2 separate regions of the Homo sapiens genome follow, and region 2 is linked to region 1. The links are chromatin contacts, found by Hi-C or POLR2A ChIA-PET in ENCODE. All regions are on one chromosome and are shown on one strand. The core of a region is the stretch at or near the end of the contact, and the rest is flanking DNA. Distances in the headings are between cores, read along the strand shown. Region 1 overlaps TANC1 (tetratricopeptide repeat, ankyrin repeat and coiled-coil containing 1). Region 2 overlaps PLA2R1 (phospholipase A2 receptor 1).

Region 1 (6,641 bases), core at 1,083-3,582:
AACTGTAACCTCTAATTAGGATGCTATGAAGAGATGGGGCCTTTGGGAGGTGATTAAGTTTTGAAATCAGGAGGGTGGAACCTCCATGATGGGATTAATGCCCTTATATAAGAAGAGGAAGGTACTAGAGCTCTTTCTGTTAGCCATGTGAGAATACGGTAGTTCTTCCTTATCTGTGGTTTCAGTTACCTGCAGTCAACTGTGGTTCAAAAATATTACATGAGAAATTCTTGAAATAATTGATAAGTCATAAATTGCATGCCATTCTGAGTAGCATGCTGAAATCCAGCTCTTTCCAGCCCAGGACAGGAATCTTCCCTTGGCCCAGTGTCCATGTGCTGCACACGCTACCCTCCTGTTAATCACTCAGTAGCCCTCTCAGTTGTCAGGCTGACTGTCACAGTATCACACCACATGTATTCAAGTCAACCTTATTTTACTTAACTGTGGCCCCAAAGCACAAGAGTGGTGACGCTGGCAATTTGGAAATGCCAAGGAGAAGCTGTAAAGTGCTTCCTTTAAGTGGAAAGGCAAAAGTTCTTGACTTAATAAAGAAAAAACATTGTATGCTGAGGTTGCTAAGATCTATAGTAAGAATGAATCTTCCATGAAATTATGACAAAGGAAAAAGAAATTCATGGTAGTTTTGCTGTCATACCTCAAACTGCATAAGTTACTGCCACTGTGTGTGATAAATTCTTAGTTAAGATGAAAAAGGCATTCCATTTATGGGTTGAAGACAAGAACAGAAAATGAGTTCCATTTGTTGGCAACATGTTGCCAAGAGAAAGCGTTGAGACTATGGAGAAAATTCTGCAAGAGAGGTCCCCTGAAATGAGTGACACAAAGCCATTTAGTGCAAGCGAAGGATATATGTATAGGAAAAAGCATAGTGTGTATACAGGGTTCAGTACTATCCTCAGTTTCCACTGGAGGCCTTGGTATATATCCTCTGCAGATAAGGAGGCACTGCTGTACAGTGAGTAGGCACTGTCCTCAGACACTGGTTCTGCTGGTTCCTTGATCTGGGACTTCCCAGCCTCCAAACTGAGAAATAAATTGTTGTTTAAGCCACCCAATCTATGTTTGGTTTTGTTTCTTTAAATTTTTTGAAAAAGATGGGGTTTCACCATGTTGCACAGGCTGGTCTTGAACTCCTGGGCTAAAGCAATCCTTCTGCCTCAGCCTCCCAAAGTGCTGGGATTACAGGTGTGTGCCATGGCACCCAGCCTTCTGTGGTATGTGAAAAGTAGCAGCCTGAACTAAGACATAGGACAAGTGAAATTTAAACAAGATGTAGACTGTAAAGTGTAGGGTCGTGGTGGTTGCAATTTCCATGTCACCATCTTCCCTGGAGCCCATCTTCAGCTTCCCTCGTGTGACTTGGTCGCCATGAATGGATTCCCATAGTATCTGTCCCCTTGATTGTTTATCCTCAGTCAAATGCCCTCCAGTGGGATTCCACCCTCTGGTCTGTGTTTTCTGGCAAGCATGTGTCGTCTTGACATGCAGCACAGCCCTCCTTCGGGGCTTTGTTCCCTGGGAATAGGACATGAAAGTGGAACACAGTGGGTTCCACTTCTAGCCCTGCTGCCAGCTTCTTGGATTATTCATCTTTTCCTGGTTTGCACATGATTTGTGTGAAGTGATTAAAATGTTATGTATGTAGAATTACCCTATACAGGAAGCCAGCTCTTAGAACTGGTGATGTGAGTATAAAGGTCTAAGAAAGCAATGGTTCTTGGCAGAAAAGAGAAACACAGGTAAAGCAAAAAGGCAGGATGCCTGGTGGTGCCCTGCCTGGGTAATTTGTGAAGCTGCCATGTGCACACTATGGAAATGAGAGCCTGTGATTCATGAAGCTGATGGAGAGTATAAATGCTGCAAGGTGGTCCAGGTTTGCTCTCCAAGCAATGAGAACAAAACTCCGGTTGAAACTGAGCACATAGCTACATACTGTTCAAAGCTGTGCAACACAGCAGAGAAACACAGGTGCTCCTTACACAGGTAAGTGATAAAGTCAGCACTTGAGGCAGAAGCCTTTGTGTCAGGTTACCCTTGAACATCCCTCAGATGGCTTAAATGCCATCTGCAGACATGCTGTCTCTTGATGGCACAGCCGTTGTTCTGCCATTTAAACAGATTGTTGTTTATTTGGACGAGCACCAGATGAAGTAGATAGCTTGTACTCAGGATTACACTGTACCAGAAACACATACCTGGTACACCAGAATCCCGTATAGGAGGGGCACGTGGGGCTGAGACGGGCTGAGGGACCAGCAGATGAGTCTGCACCACAGTTGGCAGTGCTGCCTCCTCCTCTTAGAGTGCACACAATGGAATGCAAGTGAGGTCATTGTGCCCTGGTCACAACTGCACCATGATGCCAGATGGAGGCGTCCTCTGAGAACACAGCGAGTATTATGGAGGCTTCTATCTTGGGCTGTTTGAAGTTTGTTTGATGTTTCACCAGGACTTTGGATGTAACACTTGGATATTGAAGGTCTTTGGTAATCACAGAAAAATATATGCCCATTGTACGCCTTGTAGAGTCTAGTGTTAACATTTGATACAGAAATTGTATGTCTTGAAGTGAGACGTACAAACTAGAATCTCCTGTTGTGTCAGTCAGAAAGAGATTGTGGACTACAGCTCTTCAGTGAAAATTCAGTAGGGATTTCTTTTCTTGAAAGTATTTTTACAAAATAATTCACTTTTTTCAGTTATACAGTTGCTATTAGAGCAGATATGTGCACTCAGAGTTGAATGAATGTGTATGCACTCATATGTACATTAAAATTTGAATGTAGGCATGCAAAATATTCTCAGTAAGTTTTTTGGGTTTTTTTGTTGGTTTGTTTTTTGTTTTTGTTTTGTTTTTGAGACAGAGTCTCACTCTGCTGCCCAGGCTGGAGTGCCGTGGTGTGATCTCATCTTGCTCGGCTCACTGCAACCTCCCCCTCACAGGTGCAAGTGATTCTCCTGCTTCACCCTCCCAAGTAGCTGGGACTATGGGCAGATTCCACCACATGCAGCTAATTTTCGTATTTTTAGGAGAGACAGGATTTCACCATGTTGCCCAGGCTGGTGTCAAACTCCTGACCTCAGGTGATCTGCACGCCTCGGCCTCACAAAGTGCTGAGATTACAGGCGTGAGCCACTGCACCCAGCCTTTTTTTTTTTTTTTTTTCTCGTTTTCCTAAGAGACAGGTTCTTGCTTTGTCGCTCAGCTGGAGTGCAATGGCACAATCACAGCTCACTGCATCCTTGAACTCCTGGGCTCCTGGGTGTAAGCAGTCCTCCCACCTGGGTCTCCTGAGTAGCTAGGACTACAGGCACATGCCACCATGGCCGGGTAATTTTTTTATCTTGCATTTTTATAGAGATAGGGTTCTGCTGTGTTGCCAGGCTGCTCTCAAACTCCTAGCCTCAAGCTATCCCCCAGCCTTGGCCTCCCAAAGGGCTGGGATTACAGGTGTAAGCCACCACACCCAGCCAGTATTTTTTTTTTTTAAGGTTGTGAAGTTTAAGCAGATTTTTTTCTTTTTAAACTTATGGCATTTTTTAAAAAAATTTTTTTGAGACAGGGTCTTGCTGTGTCACCCAGGCTGGGGAATCTCGGCTCATTGCAACCTCTTCCTCCTGGGCTTAATCGATCCTCCCACCTCAGCCTCCCAAGTAGCTGGGACTACAAGCATGTGTCACTACGCGTGGCTAATTTTTGTATTTTTAGTAGAGAAGGGTTTTCTCTGCCTCACCCTGTTGCCTTCAGCCATATTGCCCAGGCTGGTCTTGAACTCCTGGACTTGAGCAATCTTCCCTCCTTGGCCTCCCAAAGTGCTGGGATTATGGGCATGAGAAGTTTAAGCAAATCTTAGCTGCATTAGATGATTTTAGTATATTGTCCCTTTTACTGCCTCCTAAACAGAAAAATTCTACCCAGGATATTGTATTGTAGGAGGACAGACAGACCTGGGGTCAATCCCAAGTCCTTGTTCTTAGTGGCTCTGTTTCCTTAGAAGAGTACTAAATTAATGTCTCTAATAGTTGGTTTCCTCATTGAGAAAGGAGAATAACCTACCTACCATATGGGTCTTTGAGAGGATTGGAAGGAATGTAAAGTGCCTGGCTCCTAGAATATGTTGGAAGAATGCTGCCCTTGCCATGTTCCATCAAACTGGTCCTGACATCTGAGATTGGGGTAAATCGCCCCTTCTGCCTTTTATTGTCCTCTCTCCTGTATCATCCTCTTTTGCCTTTAGTCTGTTTCTCTCACCTGGAGAATAGAGAAGGCACCACTCCTTCAGTGGAGGACTCTTGAAATCTAATTGCTTGCCAGGCACAGCAGTGCACTTGTAATCCCGATTACTGGGGAAGCAGAGGCTGGAGTATAACTTGAGCCAAGGAGTTTGTGATAAGCCTGGGCAGCATAGTGAGACTCCAGTCTCTTAAAAATTTTTTGAACAAAAAAATCTAATTGCTGACATTTGGACTTGGGTTAGCAAATATTGTTGAAACCATGAAAACCAAATTATTCATCATTGGGATCTGAGTTTTTGAATTGTGGGCACGGCTCTGTGGATGAGCTGACCCATCTACAGCTTCTGTGGGAAGGGTCTTGCCAGATACTTAATTGGTTTTCATTTCCTGAAGTGTGTGTTGCTTCCAGCCAAATGCTTTATGCTTATTTATTCTTAGTCCTATTGTAGCTTTTATTAAAAGTGATAAAGATCAGTGAGAGCACAAGGAACCAAGTTTTAGAGGAGTGTGAAAAGCAGTTCACAAGACAACGAGCTGATACCAAAGATTATGGGGACTGAAGGTAGGGAGCCAACCAAGCACCCAACTGTCCTCCTGAGGGGAGGACAGATGTGGCCTGGCTGTAAAGAGATGCCTTGCAGGGGCCACCTGAGTCCCATAAGATTGTCAGGAAGAAATGATATCAGTGGCCAGGTCAAGGAGCTATCCATTAGTTTCTGAGGATGTAATATTTACTAATATTTACTTGGTTTTAGGTTTTACTGTACAGTTAATTTTTTCTTATAGTTTGTGGTATTTTAACAGGCAAGCAGGTGCTTTTAAGGTGGGGGGAAACATCTTAACTGTAGCCTGAAATCTTGACTTACTGACAGTGTTGCTAGTAGAGTAGTGTGTGATACCCAGAAAGGAAAAAATAAACCTGTTGAGTTCAACATGTTTCCCCGAAATGAGCAAGAAACATATATCAGACTGCTTAAGAGAATCCCATTTTTATTTGCATTTTGACACTCTTTTATTATTTTTATGGTATACTTTTCCTGTTTCTTCCTTTCAACCTGGAAATTATTAGTTTGTGTGCCCTTTGGGCTTTAAAATAAAGTTCATTTTATTCTGTGGTCATCTCAAGAGCTCTTACTCCCCCAGTTCTCCTGGACTTGTTTTGGTGAGAGCCTGTTCCAGGATCCCTTTCATTGTAAGAGGACATTGTATGGGTGGATATGATGACTTTTGGTGGTGATCTTTATTTTTGCAAATGGCCTCAGAGGCACTCTGAGTTATTCAGTCTTTCACGCAGTGATTTCATGAGCTTCCATAAACATTTGTTTTATACCAGTTTATTGAGCACCAGCCATGTGTTGGGCTCTGGACTAGAGATGTGGTGGATATAAAGGTAAATAAATACTTGGCTCTAAGCTCTGGGGACCTCCCAGTTTGGCAAGAGATGACAACAGTGAAGACATTGAGGTGTCTACAAAGTGTTGTGACCTCACGGAGAAGAGCGAGACTCTCCTTTCGGAAGCTGGTAAGGGTGTGTGTGTGTGTGTGTGTGTGTGTATGTGTGTCCGTGTGTGTGTGTGTCATTGGAGGAGCCAGGTGTTTTATTTTGGCAGTGATGTCCTATGACAGAGTTAAGCAGAAGAGGGATGAAATAAATAGATTTGGTTTCTAGGACGGTAACTGTTTCACACAGGCCTCCTTGGGGTTGAGACTGGGACTCCTTGAGTCAAATGCAGTATAGTGGCTTAACTCTGCAGGGGAATGTGCAGTGTGGTGGAGGTTGATTTGAAAAAGTTTTAGGAAAAAGAATCTTTAGGTTGTGGTGACCTGTTTGTACATGAGAATTAGGGAAGGAAGAAAGTGCAGAAGGAAAGTACTCAAGGCAGGGGCTTCCTAGTCCTTTTAATCTCATGGCACATATAGGAGATTTTTGTACAGCAAATGGAATCAATGAACTGTCCCTCGGGCACTGCCCCAGACTCTGCCCAACGGTCCGGAGAGCTGAGAGAATCCATATCCTGGCATACCCTTAACTCATTTTTTGCATGCCATTGGGAAGCTTGCCGAGCTCTAGCTTGGTTTTCTTGATAGGTCAAGATTCAAAATATTCTGTTGTGCCTCATGACTTTGTTTTTCTCCCCAGTTTAATTTTCATAGTATTTCCAAGGTGGGCATTATTCCTGTGTTTTGGGTAGGAATTCTAAGGTTCTGAAAGGTAGAATTTCAGCCCTCGTTGGTCCTGGGATTCCAAGTAATGCTGTTTCTGCCCTACCACAGGTGTAGGTGCTGGTGTAATTAACTACAGTGTGGAGTGGTTTGACTTTGCCTATCTTGAACTTTGAGTGCTCCACGAAGCCATGCTTGTGAAGAGCACCAAGGAGTTG
Region 2 (6,641 bases), core at 2,454-4,953, 850 kb after region 1:
CCTGGCTAATTTTTGTATTTTTAGTAGAGATGGGGTTTCACCATGTTGGCCAGGATGGTCTTGATCTCTTGACCTTGTGATCCATCTGCCTTGGCCTCCCAAAGAGTTGGGATTACAGGTGTGAGCCACTGCGCCCTGCCACAGAGGTTTCTTTCTTATGGGATGAGAAATGGAATGATACATACTTGGCAGGACAGGCAGGGTTGAAGATAAGTTTGTTTGTTTTTCCCTGAAAGTTCGATGAAATTTAAGAATGTTGGTAGGAACAGATGGAGTTTGGTGAGAGGAAAAGATAGAAGAGAAAGGTTATAATGGATCAGGCAAAATTCCAGAGAGGTCAGGAGAAACTTTATGCAAAGGATGTTTCATCTGGAACTTGCTGGGGATTCTTCTCTCATAATCAATTCTCTCATCAATGAACACAGATAACCCTAGTCATTGATAGATCAGATCCTAAGATCTCGCCACTACAGGATAATTCTAGGTTAGCGTGGAAACCTACACTTGAAAAAGCATCCTTTCCTACCTTATTTTGAAATGATATCTGATATAGTTTGGATGTCTGTTCCCTCCAACTCTCATGTTGAAATGTAATTCCCAGTGTTGAAGGTGAGGCCTGGTGGGAGGTGATTGGATCATGGGGCAGATCCCTCTTGAAGGCTTAGGACCATCCCCTAGGTGATCAATGAGTTCTCAGTTCATGCGAGATCTGATTGTTTAAAAGTCTGGAACCTCCTCTCACCTCACCCTCTTGTGCTTGCTCTTGCCATGTGACATGCTGGTTCCCTGTTATCTTCTGCCATGATTGTAAGCTCCCTGAGGCCCTCACCAGTAGCAGGTGCCGGCACCATGCTTCTTGTACAGCCTGCAGAACTGTAAGTCAAAATAAACCTATTTTCTTCATCAGTTACCCAGTCTCAGGTATTCCTTTATAGAAATGCAAGACTGGTCTAATACAATATCTTTCCCCATCATTCTTTAATTTCCAAATTTTTCAGTTCTCCACCCCTTCCCCACCATCATACACCCCTTAAAAGCAGAGAGACTAAGTCTTACTCCTCTTTGAACATCACACCAGAGAAGGCCCCTAGTAAACATTTATTAAGCAAAATAAAAGACAACAGACCCTAAAATGGTTGTCAAATGACATTGTCAGTCATTCTAAATTTAGCTCAGTGGTTCTCCAACAGGACAATTTTGCCCCTCAGGGTATATTTTGATAATGCCTGCAGATATTTTTCACTGTTACAGTTGGGGAGGGGATTGCTATTGGCAACTAATGGGTAGAGACAAAGATGCTGCTAACCATTTGCAAAGCACAGGTCAGGTCAGTCTTTCAAAAGAAAGAATTATCTGACCCCAAATGTCAATAGTGTAAGGTAATTCTTTTTAAAACTCAGTCCTGATCATGTCACCCTTTAGTTTAAACCCTTCAGGAATTTTCCACTACTCTTAGGATAAAAACCAGAAACACTGAACTAGCTTGAGGTTGAGTTGCCAACTAAGAGAGAAAATACATTTTCAATTCTTCTGGTCCTTTTTGTCTTGTTTGCTTCACAAATAAACTGAATTGGCTTTCAAGGAGTTTAATTTTATAACAACTATCCTTTTATCTATTTCCTTTCATTTTGCCTCTTTCCTCTAATTACAAATTCTAAAGAGTGGCACATATTAATTATTGGGAAGTCTTATCATTTAATGTGAATTCACCTTGTGTTCAGATAGTTACACTAATGAACCATTCATAAATACCAATGAACCTCATTGGTTCAGTTAGCTCAATAAATCTCTCCAGAAAAACATCTCCTCTGCTTCCTCTATGTTTGCCTCAGCCAGGATTTACTAGCTTGACTACGGAAGTGTGGCCTGCAATTACCACGACTTCATTGTTTCTAAAAATATAACATATTTACTAACACACTCCGAAATTGTGTCATTAATAATTAAGGCAAAGCAGCAAGATGAAGTACAGCATCCTTAATTTAAAATTGTTTACTTACTAATTTGCAAAATGTGATCAAGTTTAATGCATCTCTGATTATTACTGTGAATTAATGGGGTCCTACTGTATTCTAAATGGGTTTTCAATATAAAATTCTTTTTTGTCTCAAAATCATTTCTAGCTCAATATTTGGAAATGAAATTCAGTTCCCTCCAAACTTGGTCCTTTCCCAGTGTTCCTACTCACAATGAATGGCACGGTCTGCATGCACTTATACACATACAATAAGCCTGAAACCTCAGAGGCATCCTTACCTTCCCACTCCATCTCCCCAACAGCCATACCATTTGGACATCTCATTTCCCAAAAAGCCCCCTCACCCATCCCCATTCCCACTGCCTCATGGTCTCTGCCACCACTATCTTAGCCCAACCTACCAGTCTCTTGCCTGCACTACAGCAATAGCTTCCTAACTGCTCTTACCTTTCTCACCCTTGCCCTTCTTCCATATATCCTTGGCACTACATCTAGAGTAACTTTTTAAAATTTGGTCCTGGTCACGTCCTTCTTTAGTTTTAAACCCATCAAGGGTTTCCCACTGCTCTTAGGATAGAGGCCAGAAGTCCAACACGGTATCACCCTTTCCACTTCTTTTGTCTCACCTTTGGCCACTCTAGTTCTCTATGTTTCCTTTAGTTTCTTAAATGTCATACTCCCACCTTGCTGCAGGACCTTAGCACATGCAGCTCCCCCTATTTTTAATGTTCCCTGCCTTTCTGACCACTTCAGTCAGGTCCTCTGGCTATACACTTTTCTAGAACCACATAACTTTCCTTCATCACGTACAGCACAGTTTTAAATTACACAGCCATTTTCCTGATCGATTTACTAATGTTTGTTCTCCCTCTAGTGTGTAAGCACCAAAAGAGAAGGGGCTGTGTCTGTTTTTCCTCACCACTGAATTCCCGACATCGAGATAGTAAATGAATGAATGAATGAAGTGCTCCAATTTGAATAAATTCCAAAAAGAGGTGAGAGTATTTTTAAGAAAAAACTATGTTATGCACAAAATCAAATATTGACTAATCCCAAACTAGACAGTGCAAAGCAGCCATTACCACTCAATCCAGGTCTTGAATAAAAATATGTAAGTAGAAGCACAAGAGTTAATCACACACACACACTTAGAATTTCTTCCTCCCACAGATCTGCTGGGACAAGTATCTTAGATGACTCATTCTTCCTGGGTAAACCCCTGGTCAAACCTCTGTTACATTATCAAACACAGAGAAAACTATTTATGAGACATTAGAAAAGATGCTTAATTTCTGTGTATCTCAGTTTTAAAACCCACTTAATTTGCCAACAAAGTGGGATTTTTTTCCTTAGAAATAACCAATAAAAATTAGTCCTAGGAAATTCACAAACAATAAGCAAAGTTTAATGGGACATAATATATTGGAACTCATTTCAGAATTGTGAAGTAAAGAAGGTCCATCATTGTTATCTCCCAGTTTTCCTTCTGTAGCTTTATTTGTTAATAGGGAAAAACCATCCCACCGCTCTCAGCTATCAACTCTCCTATTAACAGTTTTTCTAATAATCTGATAAACTTACTTGTTTCAAGATGTTGATGACAGATGAGGCAATCTCAAAAATATTTCCCTTTTAAAAATAAAGGAAAGTGTTGAGACAAAGGAGAGAAACTCCAGTGGTGGAATTTTAGGCATTAATGCGCAGGAGAAGGCACTGTGGGTGGGGAGACATGCATGGTGACTCTGACATTGTGCCAGGTGAATTGCCACCTACTTATGAAGCCTGCTGTGATGATATCCTTTGTAATCAAATGCTCCTAATGCCTTGAAGAAAGAGTTGTGGAACTATGACTGTTGAATTGCTGGGTAAATATTGGCCACACATTAGAATAACTGAGGGAGCTTTAAAAAAATACGGATGCCTGGATCCCATGCAGATCAGCTAAATCAGAATCTTCAGGACGTCTCCTGCACTTTGATGTTTTTAAAAAGCTCACCTGCTGATTCTAAATATTTGACCAGGGCTGAAAACTACTGATCTAGCTGTTAGTTATCAATAATTTTTTTTTATAACTCTGAGCTACATGAGGGTGTTTTAATCATGCCCCAGGGCTAGCTTCAGAAGGCGCCTCCCCTCCCCGCCATTCTCATGCACATATTTATTCCCCTCTCTATTCCTTTCATGGGAAGCATTCACTTGCTCTTTTGCCCTGGGTCTGCTCCACCATCACTGCCACCATTCCCATAGATACACACTCTCTACGTGTGTACAGGAGGACACATGGGATGGAGGTGAACTGTGTGGGTAAAAATCAAGTTTGGGGGAAGGATAATAGCAAAAGGCTGAACCAGAAACAACTATTCCAGGTTTCTAAGAATTATTTATCAAATGCTAAGGATTTGACTTGTCATTAATTTCCTTAAAATATCCTCTTTTAATCCTAGAAGAAAACCTGGGCAATACCATTCAGGACATAGGCATGAGCAAAGACTTCATGCCTAAAACACCAAAAGCAATGGCAACAAAAGCCAAAATAGACAAATGGGATCTAATTAAATTAAAGAGCTTCTGCACAGCAAAAGAAACTATCATCAGAATAAACAGGCAACCTACAGAATGGGAGAAAATTTTTGCAATCTATCCATCTGACAAAGGTCTAATATCCAGAATCTACAAAGAACTTAAACAAATTTACAAGAAAAAAACAAACAACCCCATCAAAAAGTGGGCCAAGGAGATGAACAGACACTTCTCAAAAGAAGACATTATGCAGTCAACAGAAATATGAAAAAATACTCATCATCACTTGTCATTAGAGAAATGCAAATCAAACCCACAATGAGATACCACATCAGGCCAGTTAGAATGGCGATCATTAAAAAGTCAGGAAACAACAGATGCTGGAGAGTATGTGGAGAAATATGAACACTTTTACACTGTTGGTGGGAGTGTAAATTAGTTAAACCATTGTGGAACACAGTGTGGTGATTCCCCAAGGATCTAGAACTAGAAATACCATTTGACCCAGCAATCCCATTACTGGGTATATACCCAAAGGATTATAAATCATGCTGCTATAAAGACACATGCACATGTTTGTTTATTGCAGCACTATTCACAATAGCAAAGACTTGGAACCAACCCAAATGTCCATCAATGATAGACTGGATAAAGAAAATGTGGCACATAAACACCATGGAATACTATGCAGCCATAAAAAAGGATGAGTTCATGTCCTTTGCAGGGACATGGATGAAGCTGGAAACCATCATTCTCAGCAAACTAACACAGGAACAGAAAACCAAACACCACATGTTCTCACTCATAAGTGGGAGCTAACAATGAGAACACATGGACATAGGGAGGGGAACATCACACACCAGGGCCTGTTGGGGACTGGGGGCCTAGGGGAGGGATAACATTAGGAGCAATACCTAATGTAGGTGACGGGTTGATGGGTGCAGCAAACCACCATGGCACGTGTATATCTATGTAACAAAATTGCATGTTCTACACATGTACCCCAGAACTTAAAGTATATAAAAAAATCCTCTTTTACACATGAGAGGAGGCATGAGTTAGTAACTAGGACAGTTGTGTTCATGCTTTTGGGTTGTTCACTATCTGTACCAGAAATGTGATTTGGAGATTAGCTAGGCATTCCTTTATGCCTGTTCCCTAGAGACCATGCCAGGATAAACTTGTTCTAACAGTTGTGAAAAACTAATTGTCACATACTGGAGTGAATTCAAAATGTATCAACAACCTAAATATAAATGCTAAAACCATGAAGCTCTTAGACAAACACACAGGGGCAAATCTTCATTACCTTGGATTTGGCAGTGAATTCTTAAGTATGATACCAAAAGCACAAGTGACGGAAGAAAAAGTAGATAACTGGGTTTCATCAAAATTAAAAACTTTTGTGCATCAAAGGACATTATCAAGAAAGTTAAAAGACAACCTACAGAATGACTGAAAATATTTATAAATCACATATTGGATGGGGTTTAATATTTAGAATATACAAGGAATTCCTATAACTCAACAATAAAAAGGCAAATGATCCAATTTAAAAATGGACAAAGGACTTTAATAGACATTTTTCCAAAGAAGATAAACAAATGGCTAACAAGCACATGAAACGATGCTCAACTTCATCAGATAATAGAGAAATGCAAATCGAAATCACAATGAAATAACACCTAACGTGTTCTAGGATGGCTATATAATAGCCAGAGTTGGCAAAGATGTGGAGAAATTGAAACCCTCACACACGGCTAGCAGGATTGTAAAATGGTTTGGTCGCTGTGGAAGAACATTTGTCAGTTCCTCAAAAAGCTAACTACTGAGTTACCATATGACCCAGCAATTCTATTCGTAGGTATACATTCAAAAGAATTGAAAATAGGGACTCAAACAGAGACTTACACACCAATGCTCATTGAAGCATTATTCACAATAGTCAAAAGGTGAAAACAACCCAAGTGCGCATCAACAGATGAATGAATAAACAAAATATGCAATATTCACACACACACACACGCCCGTGCCACACAGGAATATTATTCAGCCACAAGAAGGAAGGCAATTTTGATATATGCTAAAGCACAAATGAACCTTGAAAACATCATGCGAATAGGCCAGACACAAGGACAAATAT

The links. A loop is a pair of places that touch in the nucleus more often than their neighbours do. ChIA-PET counts read pairs that join two places held with the same protein, here RNA polymerase II (POLR2A). Pooled maps may share reads with other maps.
Region 2: a loop to region 1 is called in a map with no recorded cell type, with 2.0 times the contacts of the local background. The contact joins two enhancer-like sites. A Hi-C loop is called at or near these places in 2 of 168 maps with a recorded cell type or tissue (both naive thymus-derived CD4-positive, alpha-beta T cell), 12 of 37 single-sample maps with no recorded cell type and 11 of 50 pooled maps. POLR2A ChIA-PET finds 5 or more read pairs at or near these places in 2 of 52 experiments (activated B cell and activated T-cell).

What each region holds. Positions count from the first base shown.
Region 1 is chr2:159,109,384-159,116,024 of GRCh38, forward strand. The region is part of intron 4 of TANC1 (tetratricopeptide repeat, ankyrin repeat and coiled-coil containing 1); the gene reads left to right. Among named protein-coding and RNA genes, the nearest start is that of MIR6888, 74 kb to the right of the region's middle. Within about 2 kb of position 2,333, at least 5 of the 41 ENCODE cell types and tissues checked have a DNase peak (open chromatin) inside an H3K27ac peak, as active enhancers do.
Region 2 is chr2:159,957,513-159,964,153 of GRCh38, forward strand. All of the region lies in intron 20 of PLA2R1 (phospholipase A2 receptor 1), which reads right to left. Among named protein-coding and RNA genes, the nearest start is that of LY75-CD302, 56 kb to the left of the region's middle. Within about 2 kb of position 3,704, at least 2 of the 41 ENCODE cell types and tissues checked have a DNase peak (open chromatin) inside an H3K27ac peak, as active enhancers do.